Linked DNA regions of Homo sapiens: region 2 is linked to region 1. Evidence: chromatin contacts called from ENCODE Hi-C data. All regions are on one chromosome and are shown on one strand. Each heading gives the region's core, a stretch centred on a gene start or an enhancer-like site at or near the end of the contact. The rest is flanking DNA. Distances are from core to core; before and after follow the strand shown. Region 1 holds the start of VPS13C-DT (VPS13C divergent transcript). Region 2 overlaps TLN2 (talin 2).

Region 1 (6,465 bases), core at 3,441-5,940:
CCAGTAGGTCCCTTACAAATGCAGAAGACAATCTCAGTCTTCTTCTTAGACTAGGGTTTCTCAACTAACATTTTGAGCTGGACAATTCGCTGCAGGAAGTTGTCCTCTGCATTGTAGAATGTTTAGCAGTACTCCAGGGTCTATCTGCTACATGCCAATAGCACACCTCTTCCCTCAGTGTGGCAACCAAAAAGTCTCAGACACTGTCAAATATACCCTGGGTACAAAGTCACCTCCCACTGAAAATCACTGCTTTAGGCTAGTTAGACATTCCAGTTAAGATGTATCAAAGTAGTTTATCAATTGATTCCAAAGAATAGTAAGATCAGGTATGTGAGGTGGGCGGCAAGCCACCCAGGCGCCAAGGCAAGAGACCAAGGACACGAGCTGTTCCAGTATAATAAAATATAAAACAAGAATAGTTATACCATATAGATCTTAGAGATATATGAATATCATTAATCATTAGTTTGCAGTAATTACTCTTTATCCCAATATTATAATAATCCTCGCTGTACAATCATAACCTAGGAAAAACCAGGCCATACAGAGATAGGAGCTGAGGGGACATAGTGAGGTGTGACCAGAAGACAAGAGTGCGAGCCTTCTGTTATGCCCGGACAGGGCCAGCAGAAGGGCTCCTTGGTCTAGCGGTAACGCCAGCATCTAGGAAGACGCCCGTTGCCGAGCGGAAGGTGGTCTAGCGGTAGCGAAAAGTGTCAAGGAAAAACACCCGCGACTTAGCAGACCAGGGAAGGGAGGCTCCCTTTCCCCGGGGGAGTTTAGATAAGACTCTGCTCCTCCACCTCTTGTGGAGGGCCTGACATCAGTCAGGCTTGCCCGCAGTTATCCGGAGGCCTAACCGTCTCCCTGTGATGCTGTGCTTCAGTGGTCACGCTCCTAGTCCGCCTTCATGTTCCATCCTGTACACCTGGCTCTGCCTTCTAGATAGCAGTAGTCAATTAGTGAAAGTAGTAAAAGTCTCTGATATGCAGAAATAACGGCATAAGCTATCTTTCTCTCTGTCTCCTCTCTCTCTCTGCCTCGGCTGCCAGGCAGGGAAGGGCCCCCTGTCCTGTGGACACGTGACCCACGTGACCTTACCTATCATTGGAGATGACCCACACTCTTTACCCTGCCCCTTTTGCTTTGTATCCAATAAATAACAGCGCAGCCAGACATTCGGGGCCACTACCGGTCTCCGCGCATTGGTGGTAGCGGTCCCCCGGGCCCAGCTGTCTTTTCTTTTATCTCTTTGTCTTGTGTCTTTATTTCTACACTCTCTCGTCGCCGCACACAGGGAGAGACCCACCGACCCTGTGGGGCTGGTCCCTACAGTGAAATATTTACAAGATGAATTCTTCCCTTTCTCAAGACTTGAAAATTCAACAACAACAACAAAAAAAAAACTCTGTGAACTGTAAACCTTATCTGCTAAAGCAAATAGTTGTCAAAGAAGATTATATAGAATTTTCAATTTTTTGTAAAACTTGTCAACATCATGGTTATCATAAAATGTCACCTATTTTATTAAATTAATATTCCCATTTGTTTACCCAAAAAAGTTTAAGACAAATTTCTTTAGCAATATTTTGAAAGAACAGGAAAAATCAACTCAGATATCTTGCCTTCCAATTTTATTGAGAAATTAGGGTTATCAACAACAGACTGTGCAATAATGATAAAAGCTCGTGACTTCTAGCTTTATAGCAACCACAAAAATAAAAGGCAGCAAAGCTTTACAGAGGCAGAGTTGTGAGCTGATAAAGCTAGGAGAATCCCTGATTGGATGTTCACTAGACACAATATGTGAAAGAAATGGGTTTATTTGCTCAGGCCTATTATAAAGTTAATGTTGGCCACTGGCAGAATACCTTATTCTAAAAATTTAAAAATGAGATGAAAGAAAGTCTCCTTTTCTAGATTTCACCAAAAAAAGACAAAAGGGGAAATAACATAAAATTACGACATTTTTAATTTCAGTTGTGAAAAACTTCAAAATCTTCAAGCAGTATACTCCTCAATGTCATGGTAAAACCATTATCAGAAGAACAGAATATTGGCATCACCTTCGATGTTACCTAGTCCAACCTCCAATTTTAAAGATAAAAGAGAGTAACATTTGATGGCAATGGAACCTCTGACTATATCCATACGTTTTATCTTTTTAAAAAGAAAATGTCTAAAGTAAATATGGCATAATATTATAACATTGAAATATGAGTAATTACATGAAAGTATTATATCATCCAGTATGATTTAAACTTTTCAGAATTTAAAAATATTTTTTCTATAAAGTTTAAATTAAGATGAAGAAACTAAGGCCCAATAAGGTAAGTGGCTTGTCCAACACAGCACACCATTCACTAGGCCTATTCAGATTTCAGATTTGCTACTCCGGTGCGTTTTCAAGTTTCAAATGTTTACAAACTATAAGGAATCACTGGAAAGAATATTGCCAGTATTCTGAAGAAATACTTGATTTCTGCAGAAGATGCTGGTCATTTAATTCCTTAAATGTGTCTTTCTTTACTTACCTTTCCTTTACATTGTATTGAGTGTGGTGGGGGGATGTAAACAAAGAATGTACAGTAGGCCCTCCATATTCACGGACTGAACTAACTGCAGACCAAAAATATTTCGGGGGGAAAAAATAAAAAGTATCAATTCAGCAATAAAAAAATGCAAATTAAAAAACAACAGAACAACTATTTACATAGCACTTACTTATTGGGTATTATAAGCAATCCAGAGATGACCAAAAGTATACAGAAGGATATGCATAGGGTACATACAAATACTAGGCCATTTTATTTAAGGGACTTGAGCAACCTCCAATTTTGGTATGGTCAGGGGTACTGAAGCCAATCCCCCATAGATACCAAGGGACTATTGTATTGTTGGGCAAACCACAGTGAACCAATCAAATGATCAGCCACCTATTAAAAACAGGCTCTTGCCAGGCACTATAGCTCACACCTGTAATCCTAGCACTTTGGGAGGCTGAGGCAGGAGGATCACTTCAGCCCAGGAGTTGGAGGCTGCAATGAGCTACGATCTTGCCACTGCACTCCAGCCTTGGCAACAGAGCAAGTCCTTGTCTCAAAAAGACAAGCCAAAAAAAAAAAACAACAACAACAACAACCAGGCTCTTCCGTAATTCAGGGTATAAACAGCATTGCCCAATATATGTTCCATATACGTAATTATAAATTTTAGAAGCCAAGTTTAAAAAGAAAAAAAGTAAAACTAAAAAACACGGGAAATACACTTTAATATTATATTTAATTTAACCCAATATATTCAAATATTATTTCAACACATAAGCAACATAAAAATTATTGAGGTATTATTTTTTTCTCCTACTTCATTAGGAGTAATGCTTATTCAAAACGATGTTTTAATTCATACAGCAAGTCTCAATTAGCACTAACCTCATATCAAGTGCTCCACAGCTACAGTGGCTAGTGGTTACCCTAGTGGACAGGGGAAGTCTATAGCTATTTGTTGTTGCTTGAATTAAAAGCAGATCCATACATTTGAGTCGTTTTTTGAATTTTCCTCCAAAGCTGACAAAGTTCCCAAACCTTTTGTGGAGTGAGAAAGTCCCAAAGTCCTCAAAGCTTAACACGTAATTCATGCAAACGATTAAGCTCGTTGAAGAGTGTATGTTTAAGTACACTATTTCCTGAATACTTTTATACACTTAATCTCCAGGATAAAAACGTTGGCATAAATTCCTGAGCATGCAACCAAGCAGACACCTAATTAATGACGATGCTGGTCGAGGCTTGAATTTCTCTCTATTGCTCCAAAACAAAATTCAAAATCCTCTTCGTATTGACGGAAAAGTAAATATTAAAGGAAGAAATCATTTTCACAGGAGCTGAAAGCATTAAGAGTAAGAATCCCTAAGCACACGCCTATCTTAAAGATCTCCTGCCCGTTCCTCTCCAAACCCGGTAATCCTAAAGAGAAGGAACCCAGTTCTTGCTCCCTGTAAAATGATAGTGAAGATAACTGCGAGATGCAACTTCCTCCTTTTTTCTTAGTGCCACTTCGAGCGTATATGACCAGACAACCATGCTCACTCCACGCGATACCGAAACAGAAAGGGCTCTGTTTTTATGCTGTAGGGCCAAAGGGGCCACCCTGAGTGCAGCGAGAGGACCACAGAAACGGGCAGGGCGGGGACAGCAGGGCCAGGGCTTGGCCTCGGGGGACGAGAAAGGTGGGAACTTTGGCAGCGCGGGCGGGATCCCGCCGCATCTCCCCAGCCGGAGTCGGGACTGGGACCCCGAGAATCCGCGGGCGGCAGAGGCTCCCGCATCTAGCACCTGCCGCACCGGGATGGGGAGTCTCAGGCGGCGCAGGGAGCAGGGCCCGGGCAGAATCCCGGACGGAGCAGCCCTCGGCTGGGCCCTCAGCGCCCGCAGCCCACTGGCCGCGCCCTCTCGCTTACCGCCCCAGATGCCCAGCTTCAGCTGGGACTTGTTCAGGTTCTCCACATAGTCCCCCAGGAAGCGGTTCAGCAAGTCCGCGACCACCGACTCCAGCACCATGGTGGCGCTGAGGCACAAGGAGAGGGAGGAGCCGGAACCGCCCGGCGCAGCTGAGGGCTGCGACCAGCGCTGCAAATGACAGCCCCTCCGGCGCAGGCCCACCCCCGCGCCGCGCGCGTGACCCCGCCGGTGCGCAGGCGCGCTGTCGCCCGGCCGGTAGCTAAGGAGGCCCAGCTGTGATCCCGAGGCTTTGTAGGCGCCGCAGCCCTGGCCCTCTAGAGGCCGACGGAGGAGTGCGGGGGAAGTTAGCTTGCGCCTGTCTCGTCAGCCGTGCACGAGAAAAAAAAGGACCTTCGAGAAGAACAAGGGAGGGCAAGAGTTACCGAGTACAGGGACATCTATGTGGCCGCTCTGCTTTCCCGCCGTCACCTGCTGTTGAACTCCGGCCGCATCGCGGTGTCCGGAGCCGCCTGGCCTGGAGTATGCGCTGAGCGTCACCTAGGCAACCACCCCTGCACCTGTGGATCAGGTGGGGGAAAGGGACCGACCGCGTTCTTGTCCTGCTAGAGTTCGACTCCGCCTGGGGCTTGGTCTCTGCTTCTTGAAAACATTGTTTTTTTATTTTGTTTCTGTTTTGTTTTGTTTTGAGACAGGGTCTCGCTCTGTTGCCAAGGGTAGAATGCAGTGTCGGGATCATAGCTCACTACAGACTTGACATCCTGGACTCAAGAGATCCTCCTGTGTCAGCCTCCCGAGTAGCTGGGACCACTGGCGCGCGACAAATAATTTGAAAGTGGGAGGAGGGGAACAGAACCACATCAAATGGCAGATATCATAGAATGAGAACTGAATATACGCGTTTTGTGGGAAACGCGTTCTTTTCCCCTTTCTCTAAGATTCGCTTTTAATTCACTAGCCACTAACCAGTTACCTATCTCATTACAGATATAAAAAACAAAACGTAGTAGTGCCTTTTTAAGTATGAGTTACTTGTTATTTATATATCACTTTCTTCCATGCTATCGTTGAACTGTCTTTGATGTAGCACGACCTTAAAAGCAGAGCTTTTATACCACAAGATCTTTCAACCCTTGTGAAATTTAACCACCCATTGAGATTCACCTCTTTAGAGAACTAGAAATTTTTTCCTAAAATATATTTCAAAAAGTTGTTGAGATACAGTACACAGGAAGAAACCTAAGAAATGCTGATTATTTGTAGTCACAAGCATTAATAAGTGCTTTGCTACGAGGAAGTGTCTGAGAAACTATTCGTGTATTTTTCTTAAACAACCTAGGCTTGCACAGGATCACAAAGAAAAATCTTAAATTCAAAGTCCGCTGGAGAAGAAAGAAAATCAAAATGGCTACAATTGGTGTTGTGTATTAAATAAAATTAAAAGTACAAAGAAAGACCCAGTCAGTACTAACTAGTACTATCAAGATCACATTCCTCTCCCACTTTTGCACACTCCATTCCTCTTTAAGAAGATAAATCCTTAACCGTCTGTTTTTCCTAGCTGGTCACAAAGACAAAATACTAGTAAGTACTTTGGATTTCTTCACCATCCACAACCAAATAACAGCCTAACCTGTCTATTTTGCTTTTGCCATCTTTCCTAAATTCTCCATGTTTTTCTTCTGGACCATGCCATCCATCTCCTTGAAATTCACTTCCTAGCCTCCAGTTATTCCTTCCTCCAGTCTATTCTCATGAACACCGGATGTGTTTTCCCAAAGCACAGGTGAGCTTAGGTTAGTCACCTGCTCAAAAACATCCAATAACTTCCCAGTGTTTAGAACACTCTCTTCAAACTTTCTCCACGTTCTTTCTAGTCATACACTCTAACAATCCCGCTTCCTTTTTACATTCACACTGACTATGCTCCAAGAGGAATGTAAAGAAGCAATATATGTTCTGGTTGAGATAAGGCATGTACCATAAAAAGTTAAGAAAGAAGCCA
Region 2 (7,135 bases), core at 2,841-5,340, 590 kb after region 1:
TGTGATACAGGTTTCTTTCTGTCTTGTGCCCAAGGAGTATATTTGATAGAGACTGGCTTGGGTTAAGTGAGTAGGGGACAGGTAAGTTTCTGGCCATGAAATAGAGCAGGCACTGGAAATACACCGTGAGCCACCAACTCAAAGGAAAAACACTGAGTTGTTGAACTTACATTTTTAAAAGAAAGCATTTATGAGCAAGTTCAAACTTAACCTAAACCTGTGTCTCGTCTCATCTCGTCTCATCTCTTTTCTTTTCTTTCTTTTTTTTTTTGAGACAGAGTCTTGCTCTGTTGCCCAGGCTGGAGTGCAGTGGCATGATCTCAGCTCACTGCAACCTCTGTCTCCCGGGTTCAAGCGATTCTCCTGTCTCAGCCTCCCGAGTAGCTGGGATTACAGGTGTATGCCACCATGCCAGGCTAATTTTCATATTTTTAATAGAGACCGTGTTTCACCATGTTGGACAGGCTGTCTCGAACTCCTGAGTTCAAGTGATCCGCCCCCCTCAGCCTCCCAAAGTGCTGGGATTACAGGCATGAGCCACTGCACCCAGCCACCTGTGTATTTTCTGAAACTATTGAACTGGAGAAGAAACAAAATATCTCCATAGTTTGTCTAAATCAAATCAGAATTGAGTTGCATTTTATTCCCTTTGAGACCCCAATCACGTGAAGCTTCTTGGTACCCTTTGGGTTTAAGATTGGCCTCTCTGGCCTCATGTTGATCTTTTCTTGGGATTCTATTTTATGCACTGTGCAGGGCTGATATCATTATAGCCACTTTATTTGTGAAGAAATTGAGGCAGAGTGGCCAAAGTGACTTTCTCAGATTGACACAGGCTCTTAGTGATGGAGCTGGGCCCAGAATCCAAGGGTGGTGGAGCTTTTGTGCCAAGAGGAGCACCTGAGAGGGCTTCCCTGATTCTTCTCTGTCCCCAGGTGCTGAGAGGACCCAGGGAACTGAGGCTGTCTTTAGGACCCAGTCATAGGTGCCCAAGGCTCTCTGCCTCTTGCCTTGAGGACATTAACCCTAGAAATTCCACTCCTAGGACCTTCTCTCAGAAACCCCAAGGAGGGGGACTACTCAGAGGGAGGTGTGGTGAACATCTGGAGCTCCCTCCTCCTAAGGGGTTCTACTTGTCACCCTGTAGTAATAACTCTTAGCCAATATGCTGTTGTTGTCCTCCTTTAAATTTTTCAAAATTGATTTGTAAAATTTGTTTTGTACCTAAAGTGTACTCTTTATTTGCTGTTTTATTCTCTTTCCATGTTTAAAGTTGATTTTAAAGTCCAGCACTTTTTTTGTTTTTTTTTCCCCAAGACAAATTATTATCGTGAACATCAGGGTTTGTCTCTTTGTGTTTTCCAGACATTCTAAGTGAGACTGTCCACATCATCTAGGAAAATGGTGGCCCTGTCCTTAAAGATTTGTGTGCGCCACTGCAACGTGGTGAAGACCATGCAGTTTGAACCATCTACAGCTGTGTACGATGCGTGTCGAGTCATTCGGGAACGGGTGCCTGAGGCACAAACTGGGCAAGGTAGGTCATGGGTTATTTACTGGCTTCTTAAAACGTGTTTGCATGTTTTTCACTTTTTTGCTAAAGAGACAGAGGCTCCAAGTGGTACACAAGCCTATTAGTGCATATGTTTCAAATGAAATACCTTCTTAGATCAGACACTACCTGCTTCCTCTGTGAGACTTGTGATTACAGTGACCATGCCCACTGCTGAGTCATCATTGTCACTGTGCCCAGCAACTTGACCCTCCCATGCATGAGGATTATGCTCTGCGGTTTACAGATCACATTCTCATGTATCATCTCATTGTCCCAAGAAAGTGCAAATGAAGCTGCCCTAACAGTATTGGCGGTATGTGTCCTAAACCCTGTTTCCCATGCATGAACGCTTTCCACTGCCATTGGAACCCAGGGCAGGTCTTATATTTCAAGTTTTTTGACAGGGACTTTATAAATTTTATCTCAAACCTTAAAAAAAAAGACATTTGTGATATATGTTTTGTTTGAAGTTTGGCTAAATCACTCATCCCCGTTAATCTGAGTTTAAACAAAAGCCACTTGTACCATTTTATTTTCCCCTTCCCTTTGTCTTCTCTCAATTTGTCTTTCTTTTATTTAGTATTTGACAGGCAGTTGAGAAATTGGATCCCTTCCAAATCAGTAAGTCTTTAGGTGAAAGTCGGATGAAACTTATCTTAAAAATGGAAAGAATAGGCCAAGCATGGTGGCTCACACCTGTAATCCAAGCACTTTGGGAGGCCAAGGCGGGAAGATCGCTTGAACCCAGGAGTTAGAGACCAGCCTAGGCAACAGGTTGAAACCCTGTCTCTAGTAAAGTCTGAAAAATTAGCTGAGTGTCGTGGTATGTGCCTGTAGTCTCAGGGCAGGAAAGTAGTTTCAACCCAGGAGTTTATGGCTGCAGCAAGCCATGATCCAGCCACTGCACTCCAGCCTGGGCGATGAAGCGAGACCCTGACTCAAAAAAAAAAAAAAAAAAAAAAAAAGGAAGAATAAAAATCAAACATCACAAGGGTAATTATAAATACAAAAATATCTTCTTGAAAAGATCTGCTTCTCATAAAATTGTTTTTGGTCTAAAACGTGATGATGATGATGACGATTTTTTTTTTTTTTTTTTTGAGATGGAATCTCACTCTTGTTGCCCAGGCTGGAGGGCAACGATGTGATCTTGGCTCACTGCAACCTCCACCTTCCGAGTTTAAGCGATTCTCCTGCCTCAGCCTCCCAAGTAGCTGGGATTACAGGTGCACACCACCATACCCAGCTAATTTTTTGTATTTTTAGTAGAGACGGGGTTTCACCATGTTGGCCAGGATGGTCTTGAACTCCTGACCTCTGGTGATCTGCCTGCCTCGGCCTCCTAAAGTGCTGGGATTACAGACGTGAGCCACCACGCCTGGACGATTATTATTTTTTGAGACAGGGTCTCGCTCTGTCACTGGAGGCTGGAGTGCAGTGGCCCCATCACACTTCACTGCAGCCTCAACCTTCCAGGCTCAAGTGATCCTCTCGCCTCAGCCTCCTGAATAGATGGGACTACAGGTGCACACGCCACCACACCCGGCTAATTTTTGTATTTTTTGTAGATACAAGGTCTTGCTATGTTGCCCAGGCTGGTCTCATACTCCTGTGCCCAACTGATCCACCCACCTCTCAAAGTGCTAGGATTACAGGCGTGAGCAACTGCGCCCCCTGGCTATTAAAACATTATTTATGCTATTAGTAGTGTTTCTAGATTACTCAGAAATAAGGTTTGCTACATCCCTAACTTTACTATTTGGTTGTCCAGTCATTTCTGGTGCCTTTACTTTTCTGTTCCCTTTTTCTGTTGTTTTTCTGTCGGATTTTTTTTTTGGTGGGGGTGGGGAGCTTGATTGCTATATAGTGCTGGTGAAGGTATAAACCTTTAAAGATTTTGAAGTTGCTTTTCTAAGAAACAGCAGGAGCTCTTACCCTCATCTGGGTCTCAGAAGAAAGAGAGAAATTTTGGGGTAGGAAATGGTACTGCTCCTCTCCTGCCACCCCACCCCCTTCGTACTTCCTATGTCAGATTAAGGGGTTCCTGCAGAGAACACCAAATTTAATTTTGCACCTTTTACATGATTTGTTGGTGGTCGGGGTCAGAGGCCTCATCTCACAAGGAACTCCTACCTCTCTTTTACACCGCTCAGTTGGGATGATGGAGGGGTCACTGGAGACGTAAAGGCTTCATTTGTCCCCCTTTGCCTGAGTGGCCTTGGGCATAGGTGGTCACTTCCTTAGTTTCTCCCCCGCTGTCTTGTCATTCTCCATGGGATGTTGGTCTGGTTTTTATAGCAAGGGATAGAGAACAAGCTCAAATTCAGTTAGAAAGAAATTTGGACTGCTTCTAAATTTTCCTACATTTTAGACACAACTACAGCCCACTGGTTTTAGGAAACACGGACCTTATTTGTGGGTGTTGCTTCTGCAACTCAACTCTTACTCCTCCAGATCTGCTCCAGCCCTGATGGCTGCTTGTGTTGTCAAAACGAAACATTGCTGTCTGGTGAAGGAGAACACCCACATCCTTGCTGAGTCAGCAGGCTCAGGGCCTGGAAGTCAGTGATGGCTTCATCACCACTTTGCCTTCTGTTTTTCTTCCCATTTATATTTCAGCTTCTGACTATGGACTCTTTCTTTCGGATGAAGACCCGAGGAAAGGGATTTGGCTGGAAGCGGGCAGAACACTGGATTACTACATGTTGCGGAATGGGGTATGCTGCCAATCCCAGTGCTGTTTCTTCATCCCTTTGTCCCTGGGCCTTCTTCCATAGACGCCAACACGGTTACGCTATTTTGATTCAAGGGCATCTTATTAATAGTTCGATGCATTGTACTTTGTAAGGGCTGTTCAGGTGGTGATAGAAAATGTCAGATATCCAAATTCTTGAGATTCCATAGAAGGATTGAAGCAGTTCGAGGTTAGTATTTTAAGTAGTTTCTACTTGTCGTTGTTGGATTTGGTAATTGTGAGATAAGATACAGCATCTTACTGTAAGTATGGAAGAGATATTCCTATGCCTGGAGATGGGAAGTAAGAACAAATGAGAGGGAAAAACGAAATGTAACCCTAATGGTAGTTAGAGACTGAATATTAGTGTTTTGTTTCTGAAAAAGAAACTTCAATTTGAGATGTGAGTTTAATAATGATCAGTAGTAGTAACAGCAACAACAAAAATGGTTGTGTTATGGAAATAGGGAGAAGTAATGAGTAAAAACATATTAAACATTTTGTTCAGCTTAACCTCCAAGATACCGGGTTTTGGTATGTAGGGTGAAGTGCACCCATCAGATTGATGGGTATTCCATAAAGTAAGAGTGAAATATGTGATGCCAATTAATTTGGATAAGAAATGAATAGTTTAGTTTTAGGAAGTTCATACTTCTAGTTTTAGGAAGTGTAGTAAACAAGTTACTTAAAAATATCCCCCAAACATGTTACCCCTGTTTGGTCTTGTCATTAATGTATTTTAACACACTCTTTTGAAAATCACGACTACTGTGATACTCCACTAATATGAAGAATGATGAGGATGCTATTTATGTCTTTCATTATTTCTAAGATATAAGGTAAAATGTATTTATAGTAAAAATTAAAAATATTTTTATATGCAAATAGTAAAGACATAGAGATAGTAAAAATTGCTTATGACAGGTTAAAAGATAATTGGAGACACACACTGATGTCTTTTTAACAGGCAAGTAGTCACCTCCCTCTGCTAATTCTCCTTAGAGCAGATCATTCTCAGCCTTGCAGGAGGTCATACTCTACTTTCATTTCACTGAGGATGGTTTTCAGTAATTGTAAGGCATAAGTATGACTTCTTTGGGTTCAATTTCACTATCAAATTTTTAAGAAATCTTTATGAAAGCAGTTATTTAGCACTGGAGAAAAAATTGAAGGTGACTCTAGGTGACAGATATAGAATGTTCAGTACACTATTTTTTCAACATTGTGCCGTGTTTGGAATTTTTCATAAGAAAATTATTGGGAAAATAATTGAAGATAGCCTAAGAGAATATAGATAGATTGTATATGGAAATAATGAAAGAAACCAGACTTCACAAGTTCTTTAATACAATTTTAATTACTGGTCAAAACAAACAAGAAATAACCTGTATAGCTTTCAAGCCAGTAGGGGTAGGAGGGAAGAAATGCAGGTATGTTGACCATTAAAATAGGAGAAGTGCAGGGCGGCTTATGGAAACAAAGTGAAAAGAACGTATGGAATAAGATAGGGTAAACACTTTTAAATATATTAGGCATCATACAGAATGTAAGTAAATGAAATGCAGCAATAACAGAGATTCTCACTGAATGGAATTTTTTTGTAAGTCCAGGTCTGTACTATCTCTAAAAGACGTAGTGGCAACAATCCCCTGAAAACTTTGAAAGGTTTTCAAAGATGTTTTAGAAGAAAGGGAAAATCAGAGTCTACTCTGATTTTTTTAAAATTCATTTTTTAAAGAAAAGTGTTCAAGTTTGTTATTTATTTTCCCCACACAGTGTGAAATTTGTATGTGGTTTGTGCTCTAGGATATTTTGGAATATAAAAAGAAACAGAGACCTCAGAAAATCCGGATGCTGGATGGATCTGTGAAGACAGTGATGGTGGATGATTCCAAGACTGTGGGGGAGCTCCTGGTCACTATTTGTAGCAGAATAGGTGAGCATTCATACACCTTCATTATGTCTTTTTGCTTAGTTTTTAATTACAGGCCTCTTCTTTTTTCCACCTGCATTTGATCTCTAGGCAACTTTGAATGTGTCTTAACACGCCGAGTTCTGCCTAATCCCCAGAGGGTGTGTCCATTCTCCCAACTTGCCAATCCATGAAACATTTGGACTTCTCACTAAGTCACAACGGAGGGCTTTCATTTCCCTCTCCAAAACAAGAAGATTTTCAAATGGAAAGTCATGTGTAATTCAGCCTTCTGCCCATTGCTGCCTTCTATTCTATATGAGCACTCTAGATGTTCACTATCTCCTTGAGTACTTACGATGACAGCCCACATGATTATTAGATAGTCTTTCTTCTTGTGGCTTCTGTTAGTCTCCCCAGAGAACAAGTCTGCCTCCTTTCTAATGAAGCCCTTCAAATATTTGAAGAAAATAGACTTACCTATCTTAGTTTTCTCTTCATGCAAAGGAAGCCTAGTTCCTTCAGACACTTCTTGTTTGACACTGTCTTGCCTTCTTCTGCATGACCTCCTCTGTGGCGGTGTTTCCCAAAAATTATTATAGATGAGAGAATTGAATGTGACATAAGTTCTACTATACGCGTGACTTCTTTGGGTACGATTTCACTACTACATTTTTAGGAAACCTTTATGAAAGGAATTACTTAGCACTGGAGATTCTGTATTGTAGTGACAATAACCCTGTGAAAATGTAGGAAGGTTTCAAAGACATTTTGGAAGAAAGAGGAAATCAGAGTCTGATTTTTAAAAATTCGTTTTTGAAAAAAAAGTGTTCAAGTTTGTTACCTGTTTTCCCCCACAGTGTGAATATGACTTAACTAGCTGAAGCTTCTTCATTTAATTTGATGTGGCCACCTCCCTGACCCTCATATTTGT

What was found. Hi-C counts contacts between places; a loop is a spot of excess contacts on that map. Pooled maps may share reads with other maps.
Region 2: a loop to region 1 is called in a pooled map, with 5 times the contacts of the local background. The contact joins the enhancer-like site here to the promoter of VPS13C-DT in region 1. A Hi-C loop is called at or near these places in 1 of 168 maps with a recorded cell type or tissue (posterior vena cava) and 4 of 50 pooled maps.

The regions. Positions count from the first base shown.
Region 1 is chr15:62,055,813-62,062,277 of GRCh38, forward strand. It overlaps VPS13C-DT (VPS13C divergent transcript), which reads left to right and starts at 4,691. Exons shown (of 2, transcript NR_135690.1): 1 at 4,691-5,031; 2 at 5,156-6,465. VPS13C (vacuolar protein sorting 13 homolog C) reads right to left here and starts at 4,635. Exons shown (of 85, transcript NM_020821.3): 1 at 4,463-4,635. The coding sequence starts at 4,562. RefSeq lists a silencer at 4,497-4,846 and an enhancer at 4,897-4,946.
Region 2 is chr15:62,645,910-62,653,044 of GRCh38, forward strand. It overlaps TLN2 (talin 2), which reads left to right. Exons shown (of 59, transcript NM_015059.3): 4 at 1,366-1,537; 5 at 4,175-4,272; 6 at 6,096-6,225. The coding sequence starts at 1,402. Among named protein-coding and RNA genes, the nearest start is that of MGC15885, 4.3 kb to the left of the region's middle. Within about 2 kb of position 4,091, at least 7 of the 41 ENCODE cell types and tissues checked have a DNase peak (open chromatin) inside an H3K27ac peak, as active enhancers do.